Regions from separate parts of the Mus musculus genome. Here all the other regions are linked to region 3. The links are chromatin contacts, found by Hi-C or POLR2A ChIA-PET in ENCODE. All regions are on one chromosome and are shown on one strand. Each heading gives the region's core, a stretch centred on a gene start or an enhancer-like site at or near the end of the contact. The rest is flanking DNA. Distances are from core to core; before and after follow the strand shown. Region 1 holds the start of Wbp2nl (WBP2 N-terminal like). Region 2 holds the start of Cyp2d22 (cytochrome P450, family 2, subfamily d, polypeptide 22). Region 3 holds the start of Naga (N-acetyl galactosaminidase, alpha).

The links. Hi-C counts contacts between places; a loop is a spot of excess contacts on that map. ChIA-PET counts read pairs that join two places held with the same protein, here RNA polymerase II (POLR2A).
Region 1: POLR2A ChIA-PET joins it to region 3 with 13 read pairs in embryonic stem cell. The contact joins the promoter of Wbp2nl here to the promoter of Naga in region 3. POLR2A ChIA-PET finds 5 or more read pairs at or near these places in 3 of 5 experiments (Patski and embryonic stem cell).
Region 2: a loop to region 3 is called in a map of heart, with 2.4 times the contacts of the local background. The contact joins the promoter of Cyp2d22 here to the promoter of Naga in region 3. A Hi-C loop is called at or near these places in 1 of 37 maps with a recorded cell type or tissue (heart). POLR2A ChIA-PET finds 5 or more read pairs at or near these places in 2 of 5 experiments (Patski and embryonic stem cell).

Annotation. Positions count from the first base shown.
Region 1 is chr15:82,296,855-82,300,733 of GRCm38, forward strand. Wbp2nl (WBP2 N-terminal like) reads left to right here and starts at 2,130. Exons shown (of 6, transcript NM_029066.1): 1 at 2,130-2,214. The coding sequence starts at 2,153.
Region 2 is chr15:82,378,399-82,381,821 of GRCm38, forward strand. Cyp2d22 (cytochrome P450, family 2, subfamily d, polypeptide 22) reads right to left here and starts at 1,862. Exons shown (of 10, transcript NM_019823.4): 1 at 1,680-1,862.
Region 3 is chr15:82,336,941-82,340,635 of GRCm38, forward strand. Naga (N-acetyl galactosaminidase, alpha) reads right to left here and starts at 1,886. Exons shown (of 10, transcript NM_008669.4): 1 at 1,812-1,886; 2 at 1,298-1,374; 3 at 447-582; 4 at 1. The coding sequence starts at 1,313. It also overlaps a transcript of Pheta2 not described here.

The DNA.
Region 1 (3,879 bases), core at 880-3,379, 40 kb before region 3:
CGACCCTTCCCCTCATTTGTAGTTTAGTAAATGACACAACTCTCATCTGCTTGTTGGTCCCTAAATTTTAATGTGAACTTTAAGCAATTATTTGGGACCTTGACTTTTTTTTTTTTTTTAAACAAAATCTCAAACATTCAATTTTGTCCATAAGGACTCAGGAGCCAGATGTCTCAGACAGAGGAAGGGGGAAAGCCTACTAGCTCAGAGAGGCAGAGGAAGCAGCACCTTATCTTCCTCCTCAGCTAGCATCCCCAAAGAAAAGCTCTCTTTCTCCACTGTCTCCCCAACACCTCCAACGGAATGCCCTCCCTTCTACTTCCTGTGCATCTCTCTATCCATCCCCCCCAACTCTCTCTTACTCACTTTTCCCTTTGTTCCCTCCCCGCAACTCGTTGGTTGCACCACCTCTTGACCTATGGTTTATAATAAATAGAAAGCTCTTGGATCAAAGGCGTGAGCTAGGGCTGAGCCACACCACAACTAGAAGTAGGTTTTCCAGTAAATAACACAAATCTTGGGGTTCACAGTGTGATCAAATACCCTGCAACACTTGACTTTCTGTGAGGTGAACCTAAGGTATAAATGAATGGAGAGAAATAGCTTGGAGGAGCCACAATGGAAGATGAATCAAGAGGCTCTTGAAACCGAGCAGGTAAAATGAAGATATCAACCAATGGTAACACAACACACACAGAGGAAGGGAAGTGACACGTGAGAGACACAGCTGTTTGGTGGACATCAACCATCACAGCCACAATAAGCCTATACACTAACATTCAAGTGTGGAAGGTCAAGTCCAAAGAACACAATCATCTTGCTCAAGGTTTTATTGACCATGACAGGAGTGGCTAGATCAAGATGTTTGCCGCTGTATACTATTTCTATTAAATTTTCTTTTCTTTTCTTTTTTTCTTTTTTCTTTTTTTTAAAGATTTATTTATTATAGGCCGGGTGTGGTGGCGCATACCTTTAATCCCAGCACTCGGGAGGCAGAGGCAGGCGGATTTCTGAGTTCGAGGCCAGCCTGGTCTACAAAGTGAGTTCCAGGACAGCCAGGGCTATACAGAGAAACCCTGTCTCGAAAAAACCAAAAAAAAAAAAAAAATTATTATATGTAAGTACATTGTAGCTGTCTGTCTTCAGACACACCAGAAGAGGGCATCAGATCTCATTACAGATGGTTGTGAACCACCATGTGCTTACTGGGATTTGAACTCAGGACTTCTGGAAGAGCAGACAGTGCTCTTAGCCACTGAGCCATCTCTCCCATCCGTAAGTTTGAGTCTTAATTCTAGTAAGTCTTGTATGTAAAAAATTATCTGTGCTAGGTGTGGTGGCCCATGCCTTTAAACCCAGCACTTGGGAGGCAGAGGCAGGAGGATCTCTGTGAATTTGAGACCAGCCTGGTCTACATAGTGAGTTCCAGAACAGTTAGGGATACATAGAGAGACCCTATTTACAAAAACAAAAACAACAAAACAAAACAAAAATCTGAAATCAGCACATGTCTTACAATGATAATATATCTATTATTTGACAATTTTCATTTCTTCACTGACACAATAACACTCTAGAATATCTTGAGTAATAGATTGAGTGGGACACCTACAAATGCATCCAAGAATTGGACCCACTGAAGGTTGAAATTCACTGTCCACTTCCTGACCTAGCTCATCTTTTTGGATGTTCTCTCCCAAGACCATTGGTTCTGTCCTAAGCCCTCTTTGATGGAAGGAAGCTCTGGTCTTATAAGAGTGGAGAAAATGTAGACCCTCACCCTGAGTTGGTTTGGGGGTTAATCTGGACTAAGATTTTGGGTTAATGGCTACTTTTTAAACCACTAGCTCCTAGCAGGACCAAGGCTGGTTGTAGGCCTAACATGACAGAGGCTAGTCACCCATCCTTCAGACCCTCCCCGTTCTAGGGGTAAAGCCAGCTCCACGAACACGCCCCTTTTCCTCACCCAGGCTCTCCTCCTCTGACTTGTGACAGCTCCTCTTGTGACAGCTGCCCACTCAACTCCAGGGTTTCTGCGCCATAATCTCCGCCCTCTCCTCAGGGACCCGCCCACTGCCTTGCAGGCCCCGCCCCTTTCCATTTGAAGAGCTGGCGGCGGCGGAGGCGGCGGCGGGAGGAGACCTAGAGCAAGATGGCAGTGAACCAGAACCATACAGTGGACCGCCGTTGGGCCGCCATCCCTCATGGTGAAAGGTGCCTGAGGGGACTTTCAGGCTGCTGTCAAGGAGGGAGGAGATGCTCAGGGTAGATATGTGCGCTAGAAAGCCCTCTGCGAATCGAGGGCTTTCCCGCCCTTTCCTCGGAGCTCCGCCCCTGACGTTTGAACGCATGCGCCAGCGGCCAAGTCCAAGAGCCTGTGGCTAGGCGCGTGCGCGGGTGCGAGGGGCGCGGGCATCCTCAGAGGAAAGGCTTGAGCGAGGATTGTGTGAAGAGTGTGCCAGCCCTTGCATTGCTGGACAGCTTCCAGTGGCTGTGTGCGACTTTACGACTTTAAGAGGGTGACAGTCACCCTGAGGGCCCTGGGTGCGCCTCAGGCCACCAGGAACAAAGGGGTAGGCGAGTTGGAAGAAGGGCTAGGATGTGGAGTGTAGGTAACTAATCCAGAATTGTCACAAGCCTTCCTCCACCCACCCACCCCCGGAAGTGCCTTTTCTTGGTTGCTTCAACCTAGGATATTGTCACCTTTACTGAAAAGACTGGGAACAAAATTAGGGGGGACCGAGGAAGACATGGCATTTCCAGTCGCTCATGGTGCTGGGGCTTCTCTGTCAGGAGAAGCCCACCTCTAGGCAAACTTAGTGACTTTGACACATGTCCTTTAATCTACCCCTCACCCACTTTCCTTACCCTCTGTCTCCGCCTCTTCTGGATTCTGCCCTCGCTCTGCTGATTTCCTTTTATTTCTCACTTAGCTGTGAGACTCATTCAATGATGTGCTTAAATAGAACTCTTGAGGTCAGTTCGAGACCAGCCTGATCTACAAAGCGAGTTCCAGGACAGCCAGAGCTATATTGTAGAAAGACTCTGTCTCAAAGAAGAAAAGTCCCGGTTTTTTGTTCTTGTCGTTGTTCCTTTAAATTTTTAGAATCTGTGCTCTTGAATACGTACCGATCATTTTCACTGAATAGCTAAGCATAGCAAGGATTCTTTGTCTTGATAACTGCACTGTCTGCAGTGAGCCGTTTCCCTCATTTCACAGGTAGGCATATGAGAAATAATTTGCTCAAAATCATTTTCAGTGCCCATGGGAACGCCTGGACTTGGATTTGAAGTTATATGCTATGCATCAACTTCTCTTGCTGTTTTTTGTTTTGTTTTGTTTTGTTTTGGTTTTTGGTTTTTTGAGACAGGGTTTCTCTGTCTCTTCATCAAGGAACAATCAGTTCTCTACCTTTCTCAGATACAAACGACAGTAAGGAAAGAGTTTGAGAGGAGGAAAATTGATTCTATTTTTAGTTTTCTTTATAGTTATGAGACACATTTGGGAGTTCAGTTACAATTGTGGTAAGTTTGAATGTGATGAAACGAAGTCTTGCTGTTTATTTATTTGGCTAGGGCTGGCCCTGAACTTGTGATTCTGCCTTAGCCTCGCAGTGAATGTAGTACTTAGACAACGACAGCAAAATATCCCAGAACACCTTAGATTTGGGGTTGAACAAGTATTTAGTCACACTGAAACACCAACTGTTGGGAGTAATAATAACATAGATATTGACAAATGAGAAGCATCCCCAGTGTATTGATAAAAGAGGAAGTAAGTTACAAAGAGGTTGGTGGTGGTGGGGAAGCCTATATTTCAGTGATGAGCAATAATTTAGTGATTTTCGAGTTGGAGGTGAAGTGTCTTGTTTCTATCTT
Region 2 (3,423 bases), core at 612-3,111, 41 kb after region 3:
GCCCGTTGAACAGCATTTCTGACAGTGGAGAGAAATCTCTTAGGACATGCCTCTTCTCTCCCTGCCAGACAGCTGGATAGGATGAGGGGTCGGTGGTTTGTAGCTGAGTAAAAATGTACTTGGACCCAACTGTCTCAAAGTCGTAACCTCTGATTCATCATCAGCGTGAACTTGCGAACTGTGCCCTAGAGCTTAGAAATCACACACGGAACTGGCAGTCTGAAACCGGGCAAGCTATAGCAGTATAAAAGCCTAACACAGAGCACAGAAGCTGGTGACCCACTTTAGTCACTGTCAACACTTGGAAAACATTCCATTCACTTTCTCTTGAAACATTGTGTTCCATTAAGAATTACTCCAAAACCTTTAGTTCAGCTGCTCTGCTGTTCTCCTTGGGAGCCCCAAGGCAACTCTTTCTAGCTCCTTCAGACAGTCCCTGCAGGAAAAACCTCCGACCCTTCACACCCTCAGAGCTGGGGGGTGGGTGGGCAGTAACACTTTCAAAACTTCAGGGCTAAATACACACGGTAGTTTACTTGTAAGCAGCAGGATTGCATCAAGTTCAAGGCCAGCCTGAGCTACGGTATGGAATCTGGTTTAAACCCACGAAACCAACAGCTGGGAAGGAAAGCAAATCTCTAGAATAGTCTGTTAGTTAACATAGGCAAGAACTGTAGGACACTTGGTGCGAGGAATGCTTGGCTGTTTACAGAGAGAATACTCCAGTGTCTGCTGCTGCCCTGACACCCACAAGAACTGGGTGGGCTGCTGGGTAGGGACAGCCATGATAGAGTACAAGGTATTAACTGTACATTCTAGTTGGTGATAGAAAAAAAAAGGGAATTTCTACACTGAACATACAAGGAATTTCACTCCCTTTTTTTCTATCCTTCCTTCCTTCCTTCCTTCCTTCCTTCCTTCCTTCCTTCCTTCCTGTTTTGAGACAGAGTCTCACTATGTAGCTTTGGCTGTTTTGGAACTCACTATGTAGACATGTAGACCAGACTGTCATAGAAACTCACAGAGATCCTCCTGCTCCTGCTTCCCATGTGCTGGGATTTTGTGCCCAGCTCAGTGTAGATTTTTTTTCCTAATTAAATGGGGGTGGATCCTCTAAGCCAATCACTGACAACAACATCCCAGTTCCAGGGGGTGCAGCAGAGTTTGTGAGGTCCAGGGTCCACTCACCGTCCCCACCCTCTTTTCCCCACCTTCGCTGAGCCCCAAAGGGCAAAAAGAGAGGTCTTCGGAGAGAGGTCTGGTTTGCTTAGGTACCGCCTGTCCCTGATAAGGCTAGAATGCACGCCAAAGGGCAGGTTATGCAAAGGTCCAGGGTCAGGCTCCACTCTGCTTACTATAGGACAGAGATTCTCAGCCCTGCGGCCTGGCTACAGGCGGGTTCCCAGGCTCTGTGTCTTAGGGGATGAGCCCTTCAAAACCTGCCCTCTATCAGACTCTAGGAGGTTCTAGCATCTTAGCCTCAGCTTGGGACAATGGAAAACAGTTTACTCGGAGGCCCTTGGAGGTTCCCCTCTGCCCACTCCAGCCCCGCCCAGGGGGAGGGACTGCTACGCTCCAGTGCCAAGGTAGCCCCAGCGCAGGGGTTGGGGTGGGGGCCCGCCTCGCACCCCTTGTACAGCGAATGGGCAGACCCGCAACCCTGCAACCCTTGCCTTTACCGGTGCGTTCTGAAACTCAGCCGAGGAGAGGCAAGAGGTGTCTGGAGCCTCGCAGGAACAGGAGGAGTAGGAGCTCGAGGAAAAAGGGCAACTCAGGAGGATTCACTCTGAGGTGGAGGGGGAGTTGTGAGGAGCAGCAACTCTGAAGAGGAGGGCACGTTCTGACGGGGAGGAGGAAGAGGAGGAGGCGGGAGAGGAATGGGGTTGGGGGGGGGGGGAGAAGAGGAGGCGGGGGAGGAGGGGAAGGAGGCGGAGCAACTCTGAGGAGGATGATACATTCTGGGGAGGAGGCTTCCACTCTGAGCATGAGGGGGACACTCTGAGGAGGCGGATCCACTCCCGGGAGGTGAGACCGATTTGAGGAGGAGGAGGAGGAGGAGGAGGAGGAGGAGGAGGAGGAGGAGGAGGAGGAGGAGGAGGAGGAGGAGGAGGGGGGGCCTTCCTGGGAGGAGGCACTGCAACGAGGAGGCGGGGCTCTGAGTAGGAGGCTTCAGCCCTGACAGGTCCAAGGTCAAAACCTTGCTATCTCCCCCAGCACCCAGAGAGCCCCCTGGGACTTAGCTTGTGCTCCCAGAGGGATTAGGGACCACAGTGAGCGACAGATGGTTCTTGTGGACACTGAAGACAGAGGGAACTGCAGTGAGAATGTAAAAAGCAGTCATTCATTCACCCTTTACACACACGGGGATCATGCTGAGATTAAGAGTTAATTTTTCATCAGTGACCACAGAGACCGGAAGACCACACACAGGATAACACACGCACATCCTGAAGAACATCATCCACATGTTCTTTGTTAAGAATAAAGAAATGTCCTTCGGGAATTAAGTAGTAAGCAGGTCATTTCCAGATAAATGTAGAAGGTCATTGGTGTCAGTGGACTTAGCATACAGGGCGCAGTAGAGGGAGTTCTCCATGCTGAAACGAAGTGATGCTAGCCAGTTAACTCACAGCCATAGAAGAAATGAGCACAGGGCGCAGTAACAACGCGGTAAAAGTGCTAGCGTGCTTCGGGTTGTAAGGCCTTTCTTTTTGTCTGTATGCCTGAAAACCGATGCATAGAACACCAGTTACAAGTCTGTCTTCATGAGTACAAAACATATAAACATGCTATCTGTGGCAAAGATAGTATAGCGGGGAAGGGTGAGAGACTAGACGAGATGTCCTGTGTCTGTATACTACAGAAGGTAACTTGTTATTCAAATAAGGTTTTTGTAAGTTTAAGGTGTTGTTTTATGCCTGGCAGCTCACTGGTCAGCTATCCTGGGATATGTAATGTGGCAGTAACAGCAAGGGAGACCCTGCCTTAACAAGGAGGGAGATGAGAACGGAATCCCAGATGTTGTCCTTTGACCTCTCTAGATGGCATCTCCCCCAACTCCATGTACACACCCTAACAATAAGTTTTAAAAGATGCTGATTTAATCCCCAAAGTAAATAATGGGAATCAAATAAAATAAAAAAAAATAAAACAAATAAAAAAAAATAATAAAACAGAGATGAAAGGAGGGTCAAAGAGGAACACTAAGATACCACTTACACAAGAAGGGCAAGGGGAGGGGAGGGGAAGAGGAAAGGAATGCAGAAATAAAAAGGAAACAGAAGAGGCGATGTATAGCTGTGACATGAACACTTGGATCAACAGTGACTTGGGGGGGGGGAAGGATTGGTTTCAGCTTACACTTCTAGGTCACAGTCCATCATAGGACAGTCATGGCAGAAGCTGAAGCAGGCACCACAGGGG
Region 3 (3,695 bases), core at 636-3,135:
ACTAGCAAGGGACAGTGGGGCTGTGCTGCTCAGTTCCCCAGGATGTCCCTCATTCCCGCTCTTTCTCTCTGCTCTGAATTCTGGCTATAAAAAACCAAGCCTCTACTGTCAGCTGAGGTGGGGCCAGGATAACAAGTGTAAATGACCTTCCAGGGTTAGGGTAGGGCGAGAAAGAGGTGGTCTGGCATCCAGGCCAAAGGGCAGGACTAGGCCTAGGGAAGCCTGTGGGGCCTGTCTGGCATTTTATCTTCTTTCAGTTACCTCAGAGGCCAAGTACACCTACTGAGGCCCCAAGCAGGTCATGGGGCTAGGTGTCAGATACATTCATTCTGACTCTGCATTTTTCTATTTAAAAAAATTTTTTTAAAATTTTTGCTGATGAGTGTCTTTCACCCACTGACCCACTGACCCCATTTTGTTGCCCTGGGTAAGCAGATCTTACTCACCTGATGCAGTTCTTCGGGTCCTCCACACAGTCGATGTTACAGCGGAAGCGTTCCCAGGCCAGCCAGCCCATGGGTGGAGTCCGCAGTAGCCCATTCTCCAGCATCAGTACCTGAGCCACCAGGGCCAGTAAGAGCACTGAGGGGGAGGTGGATGGTGACTTGTAAATGGTTCCTACAGCACCCCACCCCCCAACCCCAGTCATCACCTCAACCCCTCCAGCCCTTCAGCCCTCCCCAGGTACAGGCCAGTAGGGTTAGAGTTGCCTCAGCCTGTGAGTGCAGTCTGGGGGGGGGGGTACATGGGGCAAAGTAATGTATTCAAAAAGCTGTTGCTACAGACTGGGAATCAATGGAACGGACCCCTGAAGTCATGTCCTTGATATACATGAGACCAGATGCCCTCTTCCCTCCCTCCCTACACAGAAATGACAGTTCATTGTGGACTCTGGGTTTCTGAGGCCTTGGAGTTTTTGCTCTCCACCTCAGAAAGCCTCAGAAGGGCCTAAAGGGGTTGGTCAGGGTGGACTTGTACCCAGCTGCTCACCTACACAAGCCCCTTCCTCTTGGCTTTCAGCTTCCTTATATATAAATTACCACACCCACATGACAGGGCTGCTACAGCCCGCCAGGATCGGGTAAGATAGGACCTATACACTGGAGCAGGGCTGAAAAAGGAAGTGGCCTCTTTGGAGGGGAAACGATTCTGAGGTGTGGGGCATCTCCTTGATTTTCCTGGCCCAGCTCCAAGGAGAGGCACACTTCTCCCCACATACCCCCATCAAGAAAGAGGAGGGCTGGGGCTTCCTCGCCACAGTCCTCCCCTGCAAAGCCACCTGAGTAGGTGAGGGTACCTGTCTTCTGCAACATTGCCTTGGAGTCAAATCTCAGGACCCACTCGAATCTGCTCTTAGCAGCTTTATATGCTGAACTGTGGAAGATAACAGATGTTATGTATCCCACCGGGCATAGTGGGACCCACCTTTAATCTCAGCACTCAGGAGGTAGAAGCAGGAGGATCTCTGAGTTCTGGGCCAGCCTGGTCCACATAGCCAGTTTCAGGCCAGCCAGGGCTACTAGGTAGAGAGACCCTATCTCCGAAAATAAAAGTTACGGATTCCACATTTGGTCCCAAGTCGCTTTCACTACCCTCACACACTCCTTCCCTACCCTTTACTTCCCGGAATCTAAGCTCTTCTTTTAGAACTACAAATAGTCTAGGACACTTTGCCCAAGAGCGGTTGTGACTGGTTCTAGGAATACCAGGAAGAAGGAAGGCTATAGGCCATGTCCGGTTCCAGGTCCCCGTGTGGGTTCAGATTCTCGGTTCTTAAACATCGCAGGCCCAGGGTCCCCCTTGATTCTTACCCTCGCGCTCGCTCAGTCCGCGGTAAGCCGTGAAAGCCCCCGTGGCGGCCGCTTGTACCTATAGCGACCCGGGAGGCGGAATGTCACGGGACAACCCTTCTTGAGCAACCAATCAGAATCCCCTAGCAACGCCGTGCCCTCCCTCTATGCCCCAGCTCCCAGCCTCCAAAAGCTCCGCCCATCTAAGCTCGCGTTCTGCGCGTTCCCGAGGCGCGCTCCCGTGGGAAGTCGGCTTGGGCGCCCTGTGCGCGCGCCGCTGTGCCTCGGGTCTGGTTGGAGTCCTCCGTCCTCCGCCCCAGAGGGCGGGGGTGGTGGCCCGCACTGCCCGTGCTCAGTAAGTAGCTGTGCAGTGAATTCCTACAGAGGGCGATACCTTGCTCTTTTTTTGTTTGTTTGTTTGTTTGTTTGTTTGTTTTATTTTGTTTTGTTTCTTCGAGACAGGGTTTCTCTGTGTCCTGGAACTCATTCTCTAGACGAGGTTGGCCTCGAACTCAGAAATCCACCTGAAACCTTGCTCTTAACCACTCGAAAACGGTAGTGAAAGAGGCTGGGTGGGGTTTCAGCTCTCGAAAGGTCAGGAGGCTGCCCCCTCCACCTGACACCCAAGGGGTTGTTCGCCCACCCACTCCCCAAATGTATTTATTCATTACTTATTCATATGTTAAACACAGGCTAGGTGCCAACCACTATTTCTGGATGCCTTTACACCGATGATGATCATAGCTGTCCCCTCTCCGAATCTGTGCCATTTTCCTCCTATCAGGTAATGGCAAACCGACTTCTCTGCCAATCTTTTCTCTCAGCCTTTACATGCAATTGTCCAAAAATTGATTCCTGCCTTTAAATTCCACCTCTCATCCCACCCAGTAACGCTGGCCTCATTACATATTGCCTGGATGATTCGGAGACAGCCCTCAAGGGCCTCCTTTGTCCACCTTACTTCTCCAAGGCAGCCAAGGCAAACCTGAAAACTCAGCTCTGTGGGCTGGTAAGATGGCTCAGTGGTTAAGAGCACTTAGTGCTCTGGCAGAGCACGAGGGTCCGTCTCCAGACTCACATGCCAGGGGATCTGATGCCCTCTTCTGAACTCTGAGGCCACCAGGCATTCACATGGTGCACATACAGGCAGATAATCGGGCACACACTTAACCTAAAAAAACGAACCCAACCCAGCCCTGGTCTTGTCTCTCTGAAGTCTGTGTGATGGCTACTCTCTTAGTTTGGGGAAATGGTGTTTCTAAACCCCACCCTCTACCTTTTGACCCTATTCCCTGCCGTCATCTTCCTCATTGCCCTCCTTGTGGCCCCTCAAACACAGCCTTTGAACCAGCTGTGCCTTCTGCTTAGAATGCACTTCTAGATATGGGCATAGCCGACACCCTCATTTCCCTTAATTATATGTCCAAGTGAGGTCTACTCTGCCCATTCTTCTATTTAAAAACGGCAAGCTCTCCCCTCCCTCCTCAGGAAACTCATGCTGTATTCTCCCCTTACCCACCCTCCCGCGACCTTCACCTTGTAACACATTTACTCTAGTGGATACTACTAGTTGAAGAAAAGTTAGTGAACATTGCAGCCACCAACCACCACACTCCCCCCTTAAAACATCCAGCAAAATGTAGGGTATGCTTGTTTACATTGTGAGGTCAGGGAGGAGACCTCAGAGCGGACAGCTGAGACCTAAATGTCAAGGAGCTCTAAGTGGGGGTAGGGTGAGAGGGGAGGGCCGGCTGGGCTTCAGGAACTGCAAAGCAAGGGTTGAGGTGGGAATCCACAAAGCCCGTGGGCAGGCAGGCAGGCATTTGAACACAGTTGCATTCAGGGCGACTACGGGAATCCTGGTCTCCTATCTTATTAGTGCTTTCCCCGCAGCCTTCCCTGCAA